2 separate regions of the Homo sapiens genome follow, and region 2 is linked to region 1. A link is an interaction called in ENCODE POLR2A ChIA-PET data of the cell type or tissue named here. Cell type or tissue: CD4-positive, alpha-beta T cell. All regions are shown on one strand. Links, peaks and the distances in the headings refer to the core of each region. The heading gives the core; the rest is flanking DNA.

Evidence for each region. Peaks named below come from ENCODE experiments on the same cell type or tissue, not always from the same donor. Only the 100,000 strongest peaks of a DNase experiment are listed, where the experiment ranks them.
Region 2: POLR2A ChIA-PET joins it to region 1 with 6 read pairs; 2 of 35 experiments call an interaction of 5 or more read pairs at or near these places.

What each region holds. Positions count from the first base shown.
Region 1 is chr2:61,844,153-61,849,091 of GRCh38, reverse strand. The region is part of intron 1 of FAM161A (FAM161 centrosomal protein A); the gene reads left to right. Among named protein-coding and RNA genes, the nearest start is that of FAM161A, 7.4 kb to the left of the region's middle. In CD4-positive, alpha-beta T cell, for the core only: no CTCF peak of the experiment used is centred there; no DNase peak of the experiment used is centred there.
Region 2 is chr2:62,312,413-62,317,016 of GRCh38, reverse strand. No RefSeq gene overlaps it. Among named protein-coding and RNA genes, the nearest start is that of MIR5192, 110 kb to the right of the region's middle. RefSeq lists enhancers at 3,104-3,203, 3,264-3,313. In CD4-positive, alpha-beta T cell, for the core only: no CTCF peak of the experiment used is centred there; no DNase peak of the experiment used is centred there; H3K4me3 peaks cover 804 bases; H3K27ac peaks cover 905 bases.

The DNA of each region.
Region 1 (4,939 bases), core at 366-4,365:
ATATATATATAAATATATATATTTATATATATATAAATATATATAAATATATAAATATATATATAAATATATATAAATATATAAATATATATATAAATATATATAAATATATAAATATATATATATATAAATATATATATAAATATATATAAATATATATATATAAATATATATAAATATATAAATATATATATAAATATATATAAATATATATATAAATATATATATAAATATATATATAAATATATATATAAATATATATAGATATATATATATAAATATATATATAGACAGAGAGAGGGAGATAGTTCTGCAACTTGCTTTTTTTTCTTATTTATTGGGAGTTTACCCATGTTAGTACATGTAGATCTCTCTCATTCTTTACAAATTCAGCGAAAAAAATTTTTTCAAAAATTACAGGTTGCAGATGAAACTATATAGGCTGCAGCACAAATAATTCTTCATAGGTGCTGATTACTAATAAAGCAACAGGTACTGGAAGGATTCATTATCTAAATGGGTCAAGCCAATCTAGGGAAGATTATCCTCTAATCTGGTGGCTGCATTTACAACATTCCACAAAAAGCCGATTAAAGGGAGAGGATGCTATTTTAGGCTCTTGGAAAAATAATGTCTATGGCCTAGGTTATTTTGTATACTAAATATTTTCTCAGTGGAGACAATTAAAGATTAAATTAGAATTGGAGGTCATTTACTAGCCATTCATCTGTTTTAGGTTAAACACTGTGAGATCAGTTTATCTGAAAAGTTTCAGCTAGCGTTAACAGTATTAAGCTGAAAACAGAATGGATCCAGTGCAAAATCAGTACATAAGTATAATTTATCAGACCTGCCGCATCTTTCAGAAGCTACTCATTCTTCTATATGGTTTTCAAACGGTTCTTCCAGGTCCAAATAAATTTGATCCTTCTTGTGTAAATGACTGCTATAAGACATGATTTTTAAGAGATATTCTAAAAGAATGAATGAGAGCGCATAGATTCTTTTGCTTAAAAACAGTTCTTTGAAATACCCTCCCTGTTTTAATTATAGTTTTTGGAACATAGGCCTTTTTCTTAATACTTGGTGGAATATAGCTCTTTAGAGCAGCCAGCATTTCTTTGCATGGTTCATTCTTTTGGGAGGGAGTAACTGCCCTCTTCCCAAGGTGGAATTTTTTTTTTCTGTACATTCATTCATTCATTCAGTAAATATTCCTTGAACATCTGCCATTAGCCAGGTACTTTTCTAGACACTGGGGACACAACATTAAACAAAGCAGACAAATCCTTGCCTTTCTTTTTGTTTTGTTTTGTTTTTTTGAGACAGGGTCACACTGTTACCCAGGCTGGAGTGCAGTGCCTCCATCATAGCTCACTGCAGCCCCAACCTCCTGGGCTCAGGTGATCCTTCCGCCTCAGTCCCCCAACTAGCTGGGACTATAGGTGCATACTACCTCACCAAGCTAATTTTTTGTATTTTTTGTAGAGATGAGGCCTTGACGTGTTACCCAGGCTGGTCTGAAACTCCTGGGCTCAAGCAATCCACCTGCCCCAGCCTCCCAAAGTGCTGGGATTACAGGCCTGAGCCATCAGGCCTGGCAAATTCTTACCTTTGTAATGTTTACTTTTTGGTAGGGGCAGGCATATAATACACAATCAAGTACAGATATGTAGGACGTCAATGGTGATGAGTACTTCTGGGAAAAATAAGACAGACAAGGGGGCTGACAGTGAGTCCTGGGAGAAGTTGTAATTTTAAATAGGAGAGTCAGGGAAGACCTTATTGAGAAGACAACATTTACATAAAGACCTGAAGGAGTGAGCAAGTGGGTCATGTGGATATCTGGAGGAAAAGGCATCCTAGGGAGAGGGAACAGCAAGTGCAAAGGCCTTGAAGTAATTCTGTGGATTTTTGTTTCTTTTTTTTTGAGATGGAGCCTCACTCTGTCACCCAGGCTAGAGTGCAGTGGTGCGATCTTGGTTCACTGCAACCTCTGCCTCCTGGATTCAAGCGATTCTCCTGCCTCAGCCTCCCGAGTAGCTGGGATTATAGGCATGCACCACCACACCCGACTAAGTTTTGTTTTTAGTAGAGATGGGGTTTCACCATGTTGGCCAGATTGGTCTCGGATTCCTGACCTCAAGTGACCCAAAGTGCTGGGATTACAGGCATGAACCACTGTGCCTGGCCAATTCTGTTGATTTTTCGAGTGAAAACTGCATACTGGATTCAGACACTGCTACTAAAACGAACTGCTGCTGCCCAGATGAATAACCGTTGCTAGACTGACACAAGCCGACAGGAAGCAGTCAGAGGGCTAACAGAAAGGAGTAAGTCCCATCTTTCTCCTCTAGCCTTGTATCTCCCTCTAACTCCACTTTTAGCAGAGTCTGATGAGGAGCACTGGCAAAGCAGAAGTGTGGTTTGCAGAGTTCCAGCTCTGGCATTGCAAAGCAGAGTCGAGAAGGGTGGCATTGGAGCTGAGAGACACTAGTTTAACACCTGGCACACCTACTTTACATATCTTAAAGCTGATGTTCAAGAAGTTCATGCCCACATCACATTGCTAAGTGCGGAGCCCAGGCTTGTATGAGTATCCTGACGTCACATCTGAAATCTTTCTCCTAAGCTGTGAGAACACTCCAAACTAAAAGTTATTTAACTCCCACCCAACCCTTTCATCTTTGAAGGGTCATAAGGGGGCTGAAACCACGTGACCAGTAATCAGGAGCCAGTGGTAGGCAGGAGATGGAAACCCCTTCTTGCTTGCCCTAACCTCCCTTTCTAGGTTTACTTCCCAAAACTGCTTTATGGGTTTTCCTCTCCTTTTATCCGGCAGCCATGTGCACCTTGCCCTCTGCTATGCACAGCCTCCCCAACCCCAGCCTGCGCATTTGCTAACGCCATTTCCTTTGCCTAGGGTACTTTCCCCTTCTTTCCCATAAACACTCTGTGATCCTATAGATTTCTCCATTCTTTTTTTTTTTTTTTTTTTTTTTTGAGACAGAGTCTTGCTTGATCGCCGAAGCTATAGTGCAATGGCTCGATCTCAGCTTACTGCAATCTCTGCCTCCCAGGTTCAAGCGATTCTCCTGCCTCTGTCCCCTGAGTAGCTGGGACTACAGGTACACGCCACCATGCCTGGCTAATTTTTGTATTTTTAGTAGAGAAGGGGTTTCACCATGTTGGCCAGGCTGGTCTTGAACTACTGAGCTCAGGTGATCCACCCACCTCAGCCTCCCAAAGTGCTGGGATTACAGGCGTGAGCTACCGCGCCCAGCCTTCTTTTTTCTTGATACAAGGTCTCACTCTGTCGCCCAGGCTCAAGTGCAGTGGCGCGCTCACGGCTCACTGCAGCCTCAACCTCCTGGGCTCAAGTGATCCTCCCACCTCAGCCACCACATCCAGCTAATTTTTTAAAAAAAATTTGTAGAGATGGTGTCTCGCCGTGTTGCCCAGGCTGGTCTGGAACTCCTGGCCTCAAGCAGTCCTCCCACTGCAGCCTCCCAAAGTGCTGGGATTACAGGCATGAGCTACCACACCTGGCCTCCATTCTTTATGACTCATCTCAAATATTACCTCCTCCAGGAAGTCTTCCCCTATCTTCCAAACTCAAACGAAACAAAAGCTCCCTCCATTTCCTGTCTACCACTGGCTCCTGGTCACTGGTCACCTGGTTTCAGCCCCCTTTTGACCCTATAAAGGTGAAAGCATTGGGTGAGAGTTAAATAACTTTTAGTTTGGAGTGTTCTCATGGTTTAGGAGAAAAATTACAGATGTGGTGTCAGAATACTCAATCAGAGGCTCCAAAGACCCGTATCAGTTGGTCTTTGTATCTCTCATGCCACTCTCTACCTCCTATTAGTCCTCCTTCCGCTGCTTATTTAAATGTTGGTGTTCTCCAACATCTCCATTCTCAGGTCCTCTCATGTCTTGTTGCTCACACTCCCTCCAGGCAGCCTCGTCCATAACCAAGGCTGCACCTGCTACTTCTGTGTGGATTGGTGGCTCCTGTATCTGCTCTCCAGCCCAGCCTTCTCACCAGGTCTCCAGACATTTATCCACATGTTTCCTGGCGATGGATGTTCTAGCACTATGCCTCGGATTTATTTATTCCTTTTTCACTGCCTCCCTGATCTGGCAAACTTTGTCCTCGTCCAACCATGTGTCTCCAGTCTGGCTCACCTCTGTGAATTGTGCCTCTGTCTCTTAGTGTCTGACATTGTGACATACATCTGTCTCTCCGCTTAGCTGGAAGTAGCTTGTGGGCAGGAATCAGGTGTTCTGTCTCATTCTAAGTCAGCTGTCTATTATTTATATACATGTCCTTTCCTAAGCTAGCTGGAAACTTCTCAAAGGTAGAGTTTTTGTTTGTTTGTTTGTTTTAAGTGAGACAGAGTCTTGCTTTGTCACCCAAGCTGGAGTGCTGTGGTACGATCTTGGCTGACTGCAACCTCCACCTCCTGGGTTCAGGTGACTCTTCCGCTTCAGCCTCCCGAGTAGCTGGGACTACAGGTACCTGCCACCATGCCTGGCTAATTTTTGTATTTTTAGTAGAGAGGGGGTTTCACCATGTTGGCCAGGCTGGTCTCAAACTCCTGACCTCAAGTGATCTGGCTGCCTCGGCCTCCCAAAGTGCTGGGATTATAGGTGTGAGCCACTGTGCCTGGCCTCAAAGGTAGAGTTTAAAAAAAATCTGACGTACATTTTAGCAGCTAGCTGATTGCAGGATGGCCCCCAAATATTTAATGAATGAGGAAATTCACAAAGTAGTCATCCTGCAGATAAGAAGTTTATGGTGAGAAGCACATAAAGAAACAGCAGAAGATATCAGAGAATTCTCTTAATTGAATTGTTTGACATAGTTAAAGCAGTTCTCTGATTCATAGAGTTGTTGGTAGCAAATTTCTGCACGTAAGTTCTATTGAAGACTGCT
Region 2 (4,604 bases), core at 490-4,489, 470 kb before region 1:
ATGATCTCGGCTCACTGCAACCTCTGCCTCCCGGGTTCAAGTGATTCTCGTGCCTCAGCCTCCCCAGTAGCTGGGATTACAGGTGCGCACCACCACGCCCAGTTAAGTTTTGATTAATATAGATTGCTGTTATTTTGTTACTTGATGTTAGGCTCATGGTAGGGTCTAAGGGCATTCTTGCTTCTCCTGGTCCAGCCTCAGTCTTAGGCAGAGGCTGTGAGCCTGAGCCCTGTGGTTGAGGCCTTCTCAGAGTTTCTGCTCCTTTCCCATCCCCATGGCAACCAAACTCTGTCCTGGAATCTGTGCTGGGTCTTGGGTGTAAAAGAGCCCCTCCGGCCAGTCATAGTGGTTTATGCCTATAATTCCAGCACTTTGGGAGGCTGAGGTGTGAGGATTGCTTGAGGCCAGGAGTTCAAGACCAGCCTGAGCAACATAGCAAGAGTCCCTCCTCCAGACTCACACGTCTCCACTGTATATTGGTGCAGAATCCTAGGCCCAGAAGGTTTTCCTACCCCTGTTTTCCCAGGAGAAGTCAGCTTTTGCTTTGACTCTTATCCCAGAAGCAGTGGATCTTTGCCCTTGCCAGTGTAGAATGAGAGTTTCCTACTGTTTCCCAAAGGCAGCCAGACTCTGCTTCTACACCTGTGGCTCTGGGGTGGAAACTGTTTGCTGCCATTCTTCTAGCTGCTTGATGCTTTTACTTGATGAAAGAGGAGTCTTTGGAAGTGAGTCCCCACCCACTTCTTGGCTACACCCTGGCGTAGGGTTGCCTGCATCATCTTGAATGCCTGCACCATCAAGCATGGGGCTCTTGCCCTATCCCCATTTTTTCTCATGAGCACCTAGTGGAGGCCCATGGAAAAGGGCTTGTAGTGACAAACTCCCCTTCTCTCTGGGGCTCCCAGTCATTCTAAACTGATACGCGCCGGGTGCAGTGTCTCACGCCTGTAATCCCAGCACCTTGGGAGGCTGAGGCAGGCAGATCACTTGAGGTCAGGAGTCTTGAGACCAGCCTGGCCAACATGGTGAAACCCTGTTTCTACTAAAAATACAAAAATTAGCCAGGCATGGTGGTGCAGGCCTGTAATCCCAGCTACTTGGGAGGCTGAGGCATGAGAATGACTAGAACCTGGGAGGAGGAGGTTGCAGTGAGCCAAGATTGCACCACTGCATTCCAGCCTGGGTGACAGAGCAAGACTCTGTCTCAAAAATAAATTAATAAATAAACTGAATGCTAATCCATACTTAGTCTTCGGGAATCCAAGACATTTGAGTTCCTTCCTTTTTACCAACACCGGTGGTGGCCACTTCCTTCTGTTCTCTGCCAAAGACAGGACCCCCCTCATGGTATCCAAGCTGTGCAGTCACACAGTGCCCTGTGCTCAGAAGTTCCCCATATTTTTCACTGGGTCCTATAAATCTGTAAATGATGTAGCCAGTCCTGGGCAAAGGTAAAATAGCCCCTGTTCCCTATTTCTTCTCACGGGGGATAGTTACTCTTTGGAATTCAGTTCATTTCATTGCCTTGCGACCTCAGCTCTCTGACGAGTTCAAGAAAAGGTATGATTTGTAGATTATACGTCTTTTTCTCACCGTTTGGATGGGAGTTCTGTTCTTTTTTTTTTTTTTTTTTTTTTTTTGAGGTGGAGTCTTGCTCTGTCACCCAGGCTGGAGTGCAGTGGCACGATCTCAGCTCACTGCAAGCTCCGCCTCCCGGGTTCATGCCATTCTCCTGCCTCAGCCTCCCAAGTAGCTTGGACTACAGGCGCCCGCCACCATGCCCAGCTAATTTTTTATATTTTTAGTAGAGACGGGGTTTCACCGTGTTAGCCGGGATGGTCTCGATCTCCTGACCTTGTGATCCACCTGCCTCGGCCTCCCAAAGTGCTGGGATTACAGGCGTGAGCCACTGCACCCGGCCTGAGGAGTTCTGTTCTTTATTCATCTGCATCCTAAGCAAAAACAGCCTCTTTCTGTTAGAAATTATTTGAGGCCTCAAAGGGAGGTAACAGTGCTATGTTGTCTGCAGATTCCCTGCCAGGGATAAGTTGGTGATGGACAAGTGATTATCCCTGGGTGGTGTGACTCTTTTTTCTACTTTTTATTTGATTATATTATCCCAAATTACTTTTACAATGAGCAATCCCTGCTTGATTAAAAACAACTAGAGCATCAAACTTTGAAGCATCCCTTTTAAACTTTTTTTTGTTTTGTTTTGTTTTGTTTTTTAGTGACAGTGAAATGATCCCTCAGAGTTCCTTCCCTAGACTCACTGGAGAAAACAGCATATCCAGGGGCACAAAGTGATATTATACAGAAGGCACAGACAACAAATTAACAGAACTCTGCTGCTCTAGGACATAGCTCCTTCAATTCCTGGCCTTTGGATCAGGTGACAGAAGGGCCACTCTCTAAATATCTCCTTCCAGTACCATCATTTCTGCACTGGCTAGTAAGGACCAAATGTGGCCCCTGTTCCTTTCCTCCCATTCTGCTTTTGGGTAGTGGCTGCTTCCTGCTGAGACAGCATGTTTTTGGGCACTCCCTCTGGGAACATGGCATAAGAGGGAGTCAGAAGCCTTCCTCTCATCTCTGCCTCCAAGTCTATCACCTTAGACAAGTCGCTGATCCTCTCCAAGCCTCAGTTTTTTTTTTCATCTAAAAAATAAAGGTAAGCACGATAACCACCCCCACTGGGTTTTTTTTAAGGAGGACCAAATGTGATGATGTTTTAAAAAAGTATTTTACAAGCTGTAAAGAACCCTCATTATTCATCTTGGTAAGCAACTTATACCTGGGAGTAGAATGGGGTAGGGGACAGATGGAAATGGGTCCTCACGTTCACTTTCAGAGCTCATATTTTGGAGCAAAACTTGGAGATAATAGTATCTGACTCTTCTCTTGTCTTTTAACCACCACTCCCCTACACCCTGGTGAAACCTCAGTGTGTGGGTGTGGTTGCAGGGGCAGGCTATCTCTGTGGTCACAATACTCAGGGGGCCTCCTTCCTTCCTGCTACCTTCTCCCTGGCTGAGTGGGCATGTGTGTTGGGGAGAGCTTCTACTACCATCAAATAGAACCTATTAAGTACCTGGCAAGTGTTTCTCTGCTAGCTGGACACTAATCCTTTTCTGCAAGGGAGGGACCCCTTAATAGCCATCACTAGGACATCTTCTCTGCCCTTGCCAACGCAGCTGCTGCTTCATGATCTCCCTGGAACAGGAGGGAACTTCCCCCCCAAACAGAAGGTGTGCCCCATTACAAGGCCACAGAAATAAACTCCCTCTGCAGCTTCTCAACTAAATGGGGACTCCCAGATGGTAAGGCCCAAGTTCCAGGAGAAGCACAGCCAGGTTATCCCATGACAGGGAGCTGTCCACTACTGGCTGGTGGGCGATAGGGCACATCTGAAAAGGTGATTCTCTTTGACTAACTGCTCTTCATGGCATACAGCCTAGCAACTTGACCATTGATATTTCCTTTTTTCCTAGCATGGCTTTCTTTTATTTTATTAATTTATTTCAAAATTATATGTATCTGAACACCTGTGAACACATCTGTCAACCCAAGATCTAATTTTTTTTTTTTTGAGACAGGGTTTCACTGGTACCAAGGGGAGTGGCACAATCACGGCTCACTGCAACCTTGACCTCTTCAGGTTCAGGTGATCCTCCCACCTCAAGTAGCTATAGCTGGGACTATAGGTGCACCTGTAACAGGTGCACCAAGCTCAACTAATTTTTTAAATTTTTATTATTTTTGTAGAGACGAGGTCTCCCTGTGTTGCCCAGGCTGGTCTCAAACTCCTGGGCTCAAGTGATCTACCAGCCTTGGCCTCCCAAATGCTGGGATTACAGGCATGAGCCACTGCACCTGGCCTAAAATATCAACAATAACTTACATTTACCTGTGTGCTTCCCTTTACCCCTTTACTTCCATTTTGTCCTAATAATTTTCTTCCTTTAAAAAATAGTTAAATTAGTGTTATCCTTAATTAATGTTTAATTAATGTTAAATTATATTTGATTAACGTAATGCTTAATAAATGTTTAGTTTTAGTTGTTTTTAAACTTGTTAGAGGGCCAGCCACAGAGGCTCACACCTATAATCCCAGCACTTTTGGGGGCCAAGGTGGGAGGATCGCTTGAGCCCAGGAGTTAGAGACTAGCCTGGGCAACATGGCAAGAACCCATCTTTACAAAAAAATACAAAAATTAGCTGGGCATGGTGGCATGTGCCTGCTGTCCCAGCTGCTCAGAAGGCTGAGGCGGGAGGATCACTTGAGCCTGGGAAGTGGAGGTTGCAGTGAGCCGAGGTTGTACCACTTCACTCCAGCCTGGGTGACAGAGTTAGACCCTGTCTCAAAAAATAAATAAATGAAGAACACTTGATAGAAAGGTATTATGTTATAGGTAGTCTATATATAATTATATTGTAAGAACAGTGTAGCATGTAGTTATAGTTCATTGCTTTAATTGTGTAATATTCTACAGTGTGAATATTTCAATTTGCTTATTCATTTACCTGTCAGTGGACATTTGGGATGTTTCTGGTTTGATTTTGTTTGTTTTTGCTGATATCTACAGAGCTCCTAAGGGTATTCT